Linked DNA regions of Homo sapiens: region 1 is linked to region 2. The links are chromatin contacts, found by Hi-C or POLR2A ChIA-PET in ENCODE. All regions are on one chromosome and are shown on one strand. Each heading gives the region's core, a stretch centred on a gene start or an enhancer-like site at or near the end of the contact. The rest is flanking DNA. Distances are from core to core; before and after follow the strand shown. Region 1 holds the start of PSMB4 (proteasome 20S subunit beta 4). Region 2 holds the start of RPRD2 (regulation of nuclear pre-mRNA domain containing 2).

Evidence for each region. A loop is a pair of places that touch in the nucleus more often than their neighbours do. ChIA-PET counts read pairs that join two places held with the same protein, here RNA polymerase II (POLR2A). Pooled maps may share reads with other maps.
Region 1: a pooled map shows a loop between it and region 2 (9-fold over the local background). The contact joins the promoter of PSMB4 here to the promoter of RPRD2 in region 2. A Hi-C loop is called at or near these places in 6 of 50 pooled maps. POLR2A ChIA-PET finds 5 or more read pairs at or near these places in 2 of 52 experiments (CD4-positive, alpha-beta T cell and activated T-cell).

The regions. Positions count from the first base shown.
Region 1 is chr1:151,396,506-151,401,137 of GRCh38, reverse strand. PSMB4 (proteasome 20S subunit beta 4) reads right to left here and starts at 1,565. Exons shown (of 7, transcript NM_002796.3): 1 at 1,411-1,565; 2 at 951-1,157; 3 at 550-696; 4 at 293-374. The coding sequence starts at 1,550. RefSeq lists a silencer at 838-995 and enhancers at 764-1,485, 1,836-1,885, 1,486-2,208.
Region 2 is chr1:150,362,637-150,367,475 of GRCh38, reverse strand. It overlaps RPRD2 (regulation of nuclear pre-mRNA domain containing 2), which reads right to left and starts at 3,329. Exons shown (of 11, transcript NM_015203.5): 1 at 2,557-3,329. The coding sequence starts at 2,761. RefSeq lists enhancers at 1,769-2,058, 2,542-2,821, 3,572-3,881, 4,042-4,111, 4,092-4,839.

The DNA of each region.
Region 1 (4,632 bases), core at 316-2,815, 1.0 Mb before region 2:
TCTACTTCTTGCCTCACCAGAATGAACTCTGCTTAGAAAATAAGCTAAGAGCCACTTCAGGAAGAAGTTCTAGGGTGTCCTCTCTTTGCATGTCTACTGACTCCCAGTCATGTCATCTTGTCACTGGAATCAGTGTCAACACCTACAGCCCCCAGACTACAAAGAAAACCATCTGCCCAGTAATAGCGATCCCAGCCCATCCCTCATATCAGAATTTCAGGAGAAAAGCAGACAACCACTAATCCATTTCCTTTTGTCTTCCCTTTCCCCCACCTCTAGACTTACTACTTACCTGAGCCAAGTATGCACCATAACCAGTGGCCAGCGAAGGGGCTTCATAGGCTACACCAAGCATGTCCACATAACCGAGGAAGCTAACAGGACACAATGGGTCAAAACTCATTTCACCTTAGATTCATCTTAGCTGAAGAAGGGGACCATGGGGTCTGAGTTAAAGTGGGATTCACTTGGGGAGAAGAGACAGAAGAGATACTACACAGGTACTAGGTTGGGTGGTAAAGGAAATAAGTTATTTGTATTCATATGAACCTCTCTCCATCAGCATAGCCTCCGATGACCATGGTGTTCCACAAAGGGTTCATCTTCGAGCGCCGGCTGTACATGGCCCTGGTCAGCCATGAATGAATAGCTCTAGGACTATAGCTGTGTCCATCTCCCAGAAGCTCCTCATCAATCCTTAAAAGGAATTGGTTGTGAGAAAAGGGAGAGAATTAAGTCGGGGTCTCCACCCATCCCCAAAAGAAGTTACCACACCTTCCCCCATTTTACACCTAATGCCAAAAACTTTATTGCAAACACAGATCGCCCACCTCCAACAACTCTTCCAGTCCCCCGCTGCAACAAGTCCCCCCATCCCATCGAAGGGAATAAAAAACAGGGGACTCCCCTCTCTACTTGGGAACCACTCTCCTGTTCTCTGGATGACTTACACCATCTGGCCGAGAACTTGCTTCAAATACTGGAAATCAGCGTAGTCGCCAGAGGCACCCAGCATGGTACTGTTGTTGACTCGCATAATGCGAGAGATGTTGCGGAAACGAGCCAAGGAGCCGTAGGATCCCAGCATGTCTGCGGCAATCACCACTCCGCCCTCGAACTTAACGCCGAGGACTGAGGTCCCGGTCACCATGGGGTTCCTAAAGAGTGAGAACGGTGGGAGCTGAGAGGGGGGATGGACTGCGCCCTCTTTCCGCGCACTGAGCTGCGCTTCTGATTTTCTATAATTCCTTCCAATTATTCTGCATTCTCCAGGACTCCGCGCCCTGAGCTCCCCTGCCGTTCGCGCGCCCCCGGGGTCCCCGCCTCACCTTCCCGGGCTCTCAAAACCAGCCGGCAGCACCAGGCCCCACGGTCCCTCCCGCTACGCAAACGAAAGCGCCGAGAACTTACTGGGTCCGCGTGATTGGACCTCTGTAAAGTGCAGACGCCGGATCCATGAAGGAATCGGGAGTGGACGGAATGCGGTAAAACTGTCCTGGGGCCGGACCCCCCGCCCAAAGTCCGGACCGCGACCCCAAAAACGCTTCCATCTTAGTCACGGTAGCAGAAAAAATGAAAGCGCTTGCGCCAACGGAAGCGGAAGTGATCCTTCAGTGTCATTTCTTTCTTTTTCCTGTAGACGACTTCCAGCAGCCATGTTGATGAGGTCGTAGCTGAACATGCAGTAATCCTAGGTGGCGACCGAGACAGGGAGTTGAAATTGCCCAACATCGCTTCGCATCGCATCGCATCTCCGTGGAGTTTGGACCAGATCACAGCGTTCTAACACACGATTCAAGGAGGAGGGAGGCATGAAGGTGGGGTGGGGAGGTGGCCACTTAAAGACGCTGATCCTGAGTGAGACGTCACAATTTTTTATTTTATTTTTTATTTTTTTGAGACGGAGTCTCGCTCTGGCCCCCAGGCTGGAATGCAGTGGCGCGATCTCGGCTCACTGCAACCTCCGCCTCCCAGATTCAAGCGATTCTCGTGCCTTAGCCTCCCGAGTAGCTGGGATTACAGGCGCCTGCCACCACGCCTGGCTAATTTTTTGTATTTTTGCTAGAGATGGGGTTTCACCATGTTGGCCAGGCTGGTCTCGAACTCCGGATCTCAGGTGATCCGCCTGCCTCGGACTCCCAAAGTGCTGGGATTACAGGAGTAAGCCGCCTCGCCCGGCCTAGAAGTCACAGTTCTCATGTTCCTTTTGTATCATTATCAAAAAGCCCACATGAAAATATCAGTGAACACAGGATCTCTTACATCTGTACTCCTCAGAGCAGCCCCATGTGGCAGGCATTATTCGACCCATTTGGTAAATAGGAAACCGAGGCTTGCGGTGTAGTGATTTACCCAGTCACACAGCCGATAACGGTAGAACTGAATCTTGAAGCTAGAATAAAAAAAGGAATCAGGGCCGGGTGCGGTGGCTCATGCCTGTAATCCCAGAACTTTGGGAGGCCAAGACGGGAGGATCACTTGAACCCAGGAATTCAAGACCAGCCTTGGCAACATGGTGAGACCTCACCTCTACAAAACAAAACAAAACAAAAAATTAGCCAGGCCTGTAATTCCAGCTACTTGGGAGGGTGAGGTGGGAGAATCGCCTGAACCCGAGGGAGGTTGCAGTGAGCCAAGGTGGCGCCACTGCACTCCAGCCTGGGCAACAGAGCGAGACCCTGTCACAAAAAAAAAAAAAAAAAAAAAAAAAAAAAGAATACACTTGTGTATACCCTGTGGGGTGTGATAGCTCAGGTGGATCAAGCACTCTCTGTGGGACCTTAGACAAGTCTGAAAGTTTCCTTATTGTCAAGGGCCCTTGCCCACCTCTAAAGAAACAGAAAAATTCCATTGGAAGTGTAGGGGTGAAACTAAATTCCAGGGGTTTCCTTCTCAGTGTAACTCCATAGCAGGGGCTGGAAACTGTCTTGAATCAAACTGGTGAATTTTGTCAAAGATAAACAAAGCCGGACACTAAAGTGGAAAGGACAGATTTCAATCAGTAATAACTACTACAATAAGGAAAAACAGTTCAGCATGAACTGAACTCAACTGCAATTTGTATGCAAGTAATGGGTATTTTATAGGGAAAATGAGGTTAGGGGACAGTGAGACAGAGGGTCAGTAGAGTCAGGGAAGTGAACATTTACAGAATTAGTCAATGTAAATGTGCTTAGGTCAATGATGTCTGCTAGCTGGCATTTATGGAAGTTAGGATTCCATCCTCCCACAGAGACTGGTGAGGATACCATCCTCAACACTGTCCTTAGGTGTCTTTTGTTTGTTTGTTTTTTGAGACAAGGTCTGGCTCTGTCACCCAGGCTGGAGTGCAGTGGCATGATCTCGGCTCACTGCGACCCTTGCCTCCCCGGCTCCAGCGATCCTCCAGCTGCAACCTCTCGAGTAGCTGGGGACTACAGATGCCACACCCGGCTAATTTTTGTTTTTGTTTTTTTTCTTTTTTTCTTATTTTGAGAGGGAGTCTTGCTCTGTTGCACAGGCTGGAGTGCAGTGGCACGATCTCAACTCAAAGCAGCCTCCGCCTCCCTGGTTCAAGCGATTCTCCAGCCTCAGCCTCCTCAGTAGCTGGGATTACAGGGGTGCACAACCATGCCCAGCTAATTTTTTTTTTGTTGTTGTTGTTGTATTTTTAGTAGAGATGGGGTTTCATCACACTGGCCAGGTTGGTCTCAAACTCCTGACCTCAGGTAATCCTCTCACCCCAGCCTCCCAAAGTGATGGAATTACAGGCGTGAGACACCACGACCGGCCTAATTTTTGTATTTTTTTGTAGAGACCAGGAGAGATCTCACCATGTTGCCCAGGCTAGTTTCAAACTCCTGAGCTCAAGAAATCTGCCCACCTCAGGCCGGGCGCGGTGGCTCATGCCTGTAATCCCAGGACTTTGGGAGACTTAGATGGGCGGATCACCTGAGGTCAGGAATTCAAGACCAGCATGGCCAACGTGATGAAACCCCATCTCTACAAAAAATACAAAAATTAGCCGGGTGTGGTGGCACACGCCTGTAATCCCAGGTACTTGGGAGGTTGAGGCAGGAGATTTGTTTGAACCCAGGAGACAGAGGTTGCAGTGAGCCAAGATTGCACCACTGCACTCCAGCCTGAGTGACAGAACTAACGAAACGCTGTCTCAAAAAAAGGAAAGAAAAGAAAGGAAAGAAGGAAAGGAAAGGAAGGAAGGAAAGAAAGAAAGGAAAGAGAGACAGACAGAAAGAAAAAGAAAGGAAGAAAGAAAGGAAGGGAAAGGAAAGGAAGGAAAAGGAAAGGAAGGAAGGAAGAGAAGAGAGAGAGGGAGGGAGGGAAAGGAAAGGAAGGAAAGGAAGAACGAAAGAGAGAGAAAGAAAGCTGCCCACCCAAAGTGCTGGGATTACAGGCGTGAGCCACTGCCCCTGGCCTATTCTCAGGTATTGGCTGGAACAAAGTAAATTATTTTGGCAGCCTTGAGTTTTCTCAGGCAGACACTTTAAGGCAGGAGAGGGTCACCTCAGGGATGTGACCCTGAGCTTTTAGAAGCTATGTTACCGGTGGGGTAATATAGCTATATATTTTATCTATATATAAAATAATTTTTTAAATGAGAGGATCCAGAGTCATCCCTCCTGAGAGTAGGAT
Region 2 (4,839 bases), core at 2,080-4,579:
AATGCCAAAGATACCTGCTTCACAATTTTTCCTAAAGCTGACTTAGAAACCAAACTCAGAGTCCAAAGATACCTGCTTCACAATTTTTCCTAAAGCTGACTTAGAAACCAAACTCAGAGTAAACTAAGTATAACTGTAAAGAAATAAGAACTTAAATGAAAACAAGGCCCATGCATAAACTGTTTTCATTGCGCCCCACACCATTCTGCTGAATATTTCTCTCAAAACGCTTTATTTACAATGAGACCAGTGAAGTTCATTAAATGTAAATACAAAACGACTAAAATTACCCTTAATCATTTTAGAAAGTTAAATTCCATTCCACTAGAAAAACAACATCATATTTAGCCAAAAGCACTTAACTATATAAACTATACACAATGCACTTCAACTGACACACTGCCCTCCTGGAGCATTCATTTTTTCACTCTTAAGATATCAATAAAGGAAATAAGCTCAGGCACAATAGCAACAACAGCTGAGGTAAAAAATTCTGGCTTCATTTTATCTCATTATTGCTGACTAGAAAAAAAACTGTAATTGTCGCTTGTGATCCCACACAGCAGAGACGGGACAGGGACCAACTTATTCTTGCAAATGATGTAACCATACAGTTAAAGCCCCAGAGCCCAAGGTGAGGAAATGTAAAATGCTTGCATAGGTCAGTAAAAATGTTTTAAAATAGGGTGGAGAAGAGGTTCTCTCACTCACATTAGAACTGTTTGCAATATATCACTGGTATACCAAGAACGTTAAACATTATTTTACAAAGTTAATGATGAAGTCAAACCCTAACCCCACCATTTTACTGAGTAACCTTAAGCAACTTAATTTCCGAGTCTTAGTTTCCTCGTTTGTAAATCAGTGATTAAAAAATCTACTTCTCAGACGATTTTAAGGTACAATGAGATGACTGGGCACATAGCAGATACTTAACATGTGAGTCTTCAATGATGACTGTTATCATATTTGATGTTTTTGCACGTTATAATTTTACCTCTGGGCAAGAAAATAACTCTTTGATCGGTTATTGGTAAACACAGGTAATTCTGTCCGGTATCTACTAATTTCTCTGCATTATTATTCAAAGAACCACAAAACATCCCTCCCAAAACTTTAAACACAAATAGTTCGAAGCATGGGGCCTATAATTTTGCAAGTTTTATCTATCTGTTCTCTAAAAGGTAAACAAATCAAAACACTACAGGAGCAATGGCAGAAGTGGAATAAGGCAGAATAACTGGATGATGGGTCTCACTGGTGAAATGCCGCAGGCAGGAAGCAAAGAAAAATTCTAATAGATGTATATGGAGTATGAGTTAACCCTCTCTTCTCAGCAGGAAACAGTAACTTCTCCACACTTCCTCCTATAAGATTTGAAACGTTCTGCAAACAATCCATGCTTTAACAGAGCTCGTTTCTGCAGTAAAGCAGCAAAATGGAAAAATCTCCAGGATAAAGACAAAAAAAACATAACTGGAGAAAAAGGTACTACATATTCAAAAAGCACATTTCCTGTGCACATTACCCATGAGATCAACTCAATTGTGTAAAAAGGTATTTCAGGTAATTAAAAAGTAACGGGGCCGGGCACGGGGGGCTCACGTCTGTAATCCCTGCACTTTGGGAGGCCGAGGCAGGTGGATCACCTGAGGTCGGGAGTTCGAGACCAGCCAGGCCACAATGATGAAACCCCGTCTCTACTAAAAATACAAATAATTAGCCGGACATGGTGGCGGGCGCCTGTAATCCCGACTACTCGCGAGGCTGAGACAGGAGAATCGCTTGAACCCGGGAGGTGGAGGTTGCAGTGAGCCGAGATCGCGCCACTGCACTCCAGCCTGGGCGACAAGAGCAAAACTCCGTCTCAAAAAAAAAGAGGAACTGGACACGCTTTATATTTGAAGGTATTAACGATGATACTGACTACTGTATCGCAGTTGTTTCTGGTCAGTATCCAAGAAACCTGTATTTTATTGCAGCAAACACAGGTACAGGGAAAACCCGGTGGTGCCTCAGATCTATGTAGAGCTCATGCTGCTTCTTAACATTCATCCAGGTAAGGCTCTCCTTACTACACATCACAAGTTTTAGATACATTCATCCAGACAAGGCACTCCTCATTAAACATCACTGGATTTACTACTGCTTAAAACCACAGCTCGCCTACCATCAGGAAAGCCAGAAATCATTAACACGTCAAGGCCTGTAAGAAATAAACAGACGCTACAATTTCCGCGAAGGTTCGGAAAAATCAATACACCTTACAAGGCTCTGAAATATTAAAAACAATATACGTAAATCTCCATGGATCTGGGCCCAACGGCCCAAGGTCACAACAATTCAATGGCTAAAAAACCCAAGAAATGAGTCTCCTGCAATTCAGGACAATCCTGGCTAGGAATGGAGTCTGGGTTTGGGACCACTGGGGTCAAACCTTTAATGTGAACAACCCCAACCAAATGCTGCGGCTCCGTGGGAAAACCCCAAGCGTTTCAGGCCACACTTCCTTCCATTTCCCCAGTCTTCCCTTCCCTAGTCACCCCCAACACTCACATCTCCGGAGCCACTTCATCCAATGATAGACGATAGTACTGTGGTGTTTTTTGTTCTCTATACACCAAGACGACAAGCCTTGAATGGACTCCATGGTGTTGGTTACCGACTGGAATTTTCGATCCAACGAGGACTCCAGAGCCCCTGCCGAAGAGGCCGACGAGGAGGAGGCCTTACTGCTGCCTCCGCCGCCGCCGGCCGCCATCTTCCCGGTTTGCACAAGCGCTGCTGCTCCTCTGGCGGCGGCGGCGGCGGCGGCGGCGGGAGCGGGCAAAACAATCACTGCGAGTGCGTGAAAGCCGTAGGTGGGGAGGGAAGCTAGGGGGTGGGGATGGTGCACGCGCTGGGCTCTTCTGGAGGTACGGACGGGAACACCAGCTGCTGGGCACGCTGGCAGCTCCTACACGCTGCAAGGAGGGGCTGCGGGTCTCGGAGGTTTTATCAATATTGTTCAAGGGGTCGTGTTTAAACCAGTCAGTAATCACGGAAAAATTACGCAGAAAACAGGACCTGCAAAGCCTTTCAAAACGCCTGACGCCGAAACTAATCGTTTTATACTTTTCGGCTCTCAGTGCTAAGGCCCTTCCCCGCCCCTGTTCCCACACTCCTGTGAGCCAGGTCGGGCGTTAATATCTTAAATGTAATACTACCCGACTGCCCCTTCAGTTGCAGAAATCTTTCTTTCCTTTAGACTCGCTAGCACAGAAAAGGTCCAAGGCTACCTAGTCAGGATTTTTTTTGCAACGCAATAGCAGCAAAGGGGCAGCAACAGTATCGCGCACGCGCCACTTGGCCCCACCCCCCTACCCCTGCTTCCTTCTCAACCTTGAAAGCAGAGGGAGGCGTGATGGCGGGGCAACCTGACCAATCAGGAGTGGAGAACCACAAGCGCGCGCAGGAGCTCTGAAGCCCCCAGGGCCCAGGAGGCGCTACGATTATTTTTGCGCCTGCGCAGAAGATAAGCGTGTAACGGGATGGAAGGAAAAACTGGGAGGGATGGGTGAGGGAGCTGGTATAACTAAGGTTAGCCGGGTGGGGGGGTTCCCCTGCCCCGCCCTTTGCTGCTTTTGGCCGCTCTCTTGGGTGTGTTCAGCTCACACAACAGAGACAGAAAATTCCCACCACTGAGACCACTGTTAGTCTTCAGGGGGCTGCAGCCATCGCCCCCAACTCCTCGGAGGAGCAACGCGCGACAAAATGGCTGGCAGCCATCTTGCGGCACCACAAAAGATGCGCATGCGCCAGATCCAGTGAGCCATTCACTACGCAGACTCCGACACCAAACCGTATTTATTGCTGCCCATAGAAGATAACATTCACAGCCGCTTGACCATTTAGGTTACAGGAAAAGGAAATAAATGAGGAAGTGAAAGGAAATTTTCCTCATAAAATTTTTCGAGGCGAAAAAAGAATGGCAAGATGTGACCTCATTTTCGCCAGCTATGATACAATCTTAAAATTGCATAATACATTACAGTTTTCAAGAGTCTTACGTAACTATTATATGAACCTTATACGAACCATTTTATCGCAGGTATCTATGTAAATCCTCTGAGCTAATTTAAAGGCTCCTGTGTTCCCACTAAACATATACAGTTTTAATTCTTTTAACGTCTCCTCACTGCGGCCATGCCTCTTGAGGCAGGGAACCTGTTTTGTCAAGTTCATGTCCACTATTCATTAATTCAACGAGTTGTTGAACCTCTTGTGCCAAGTACTGTTTTAGATCATGGGGAGCAAAACAGACAAAAATCCGTTCCCTCCGGGATTTAGTGGCAGGACACCACCAACAAGTACATTTCAGACAGTATTAAATTCTGTAAAAAGGTGAAGCAGGGTAAGGGAGAAAGGGGTGTGTGTGTGTGCGCGCGTGTGTGTACGTGTGCACGGCACGCACGCGCCAGTATAAGAATGGTGGTATGGTGAACCAGGAAGTCTTCTCGAAAGAAATAACTCGATCTGAACATTGAGAAAAAAGCAACCAAGCAGATATGCGAGACGGGGAGCGGAACATGCTGGCATTAGGAACAGCAAGTGCAAAGGCTCTAAAATACAGTCTCGCTCTGTCCCTGCCAAGGCTAGAGTGCAGTGGCACTATCATATCGCACAGCAGCCTCAATCCCCCAGACTCAAGTGGTCCTCCTGCCTCAGCAGCACAAGTAGCTGGGACTACAGGCCTGCACCACCACACCTAGCTAAAAAAACAAAACAACAACAACAACATTTTTTTGAGAGGGGGAGTCTCCCTATGTTGCCCAGGCTGGTCTCAAACTCCTAGCCTCA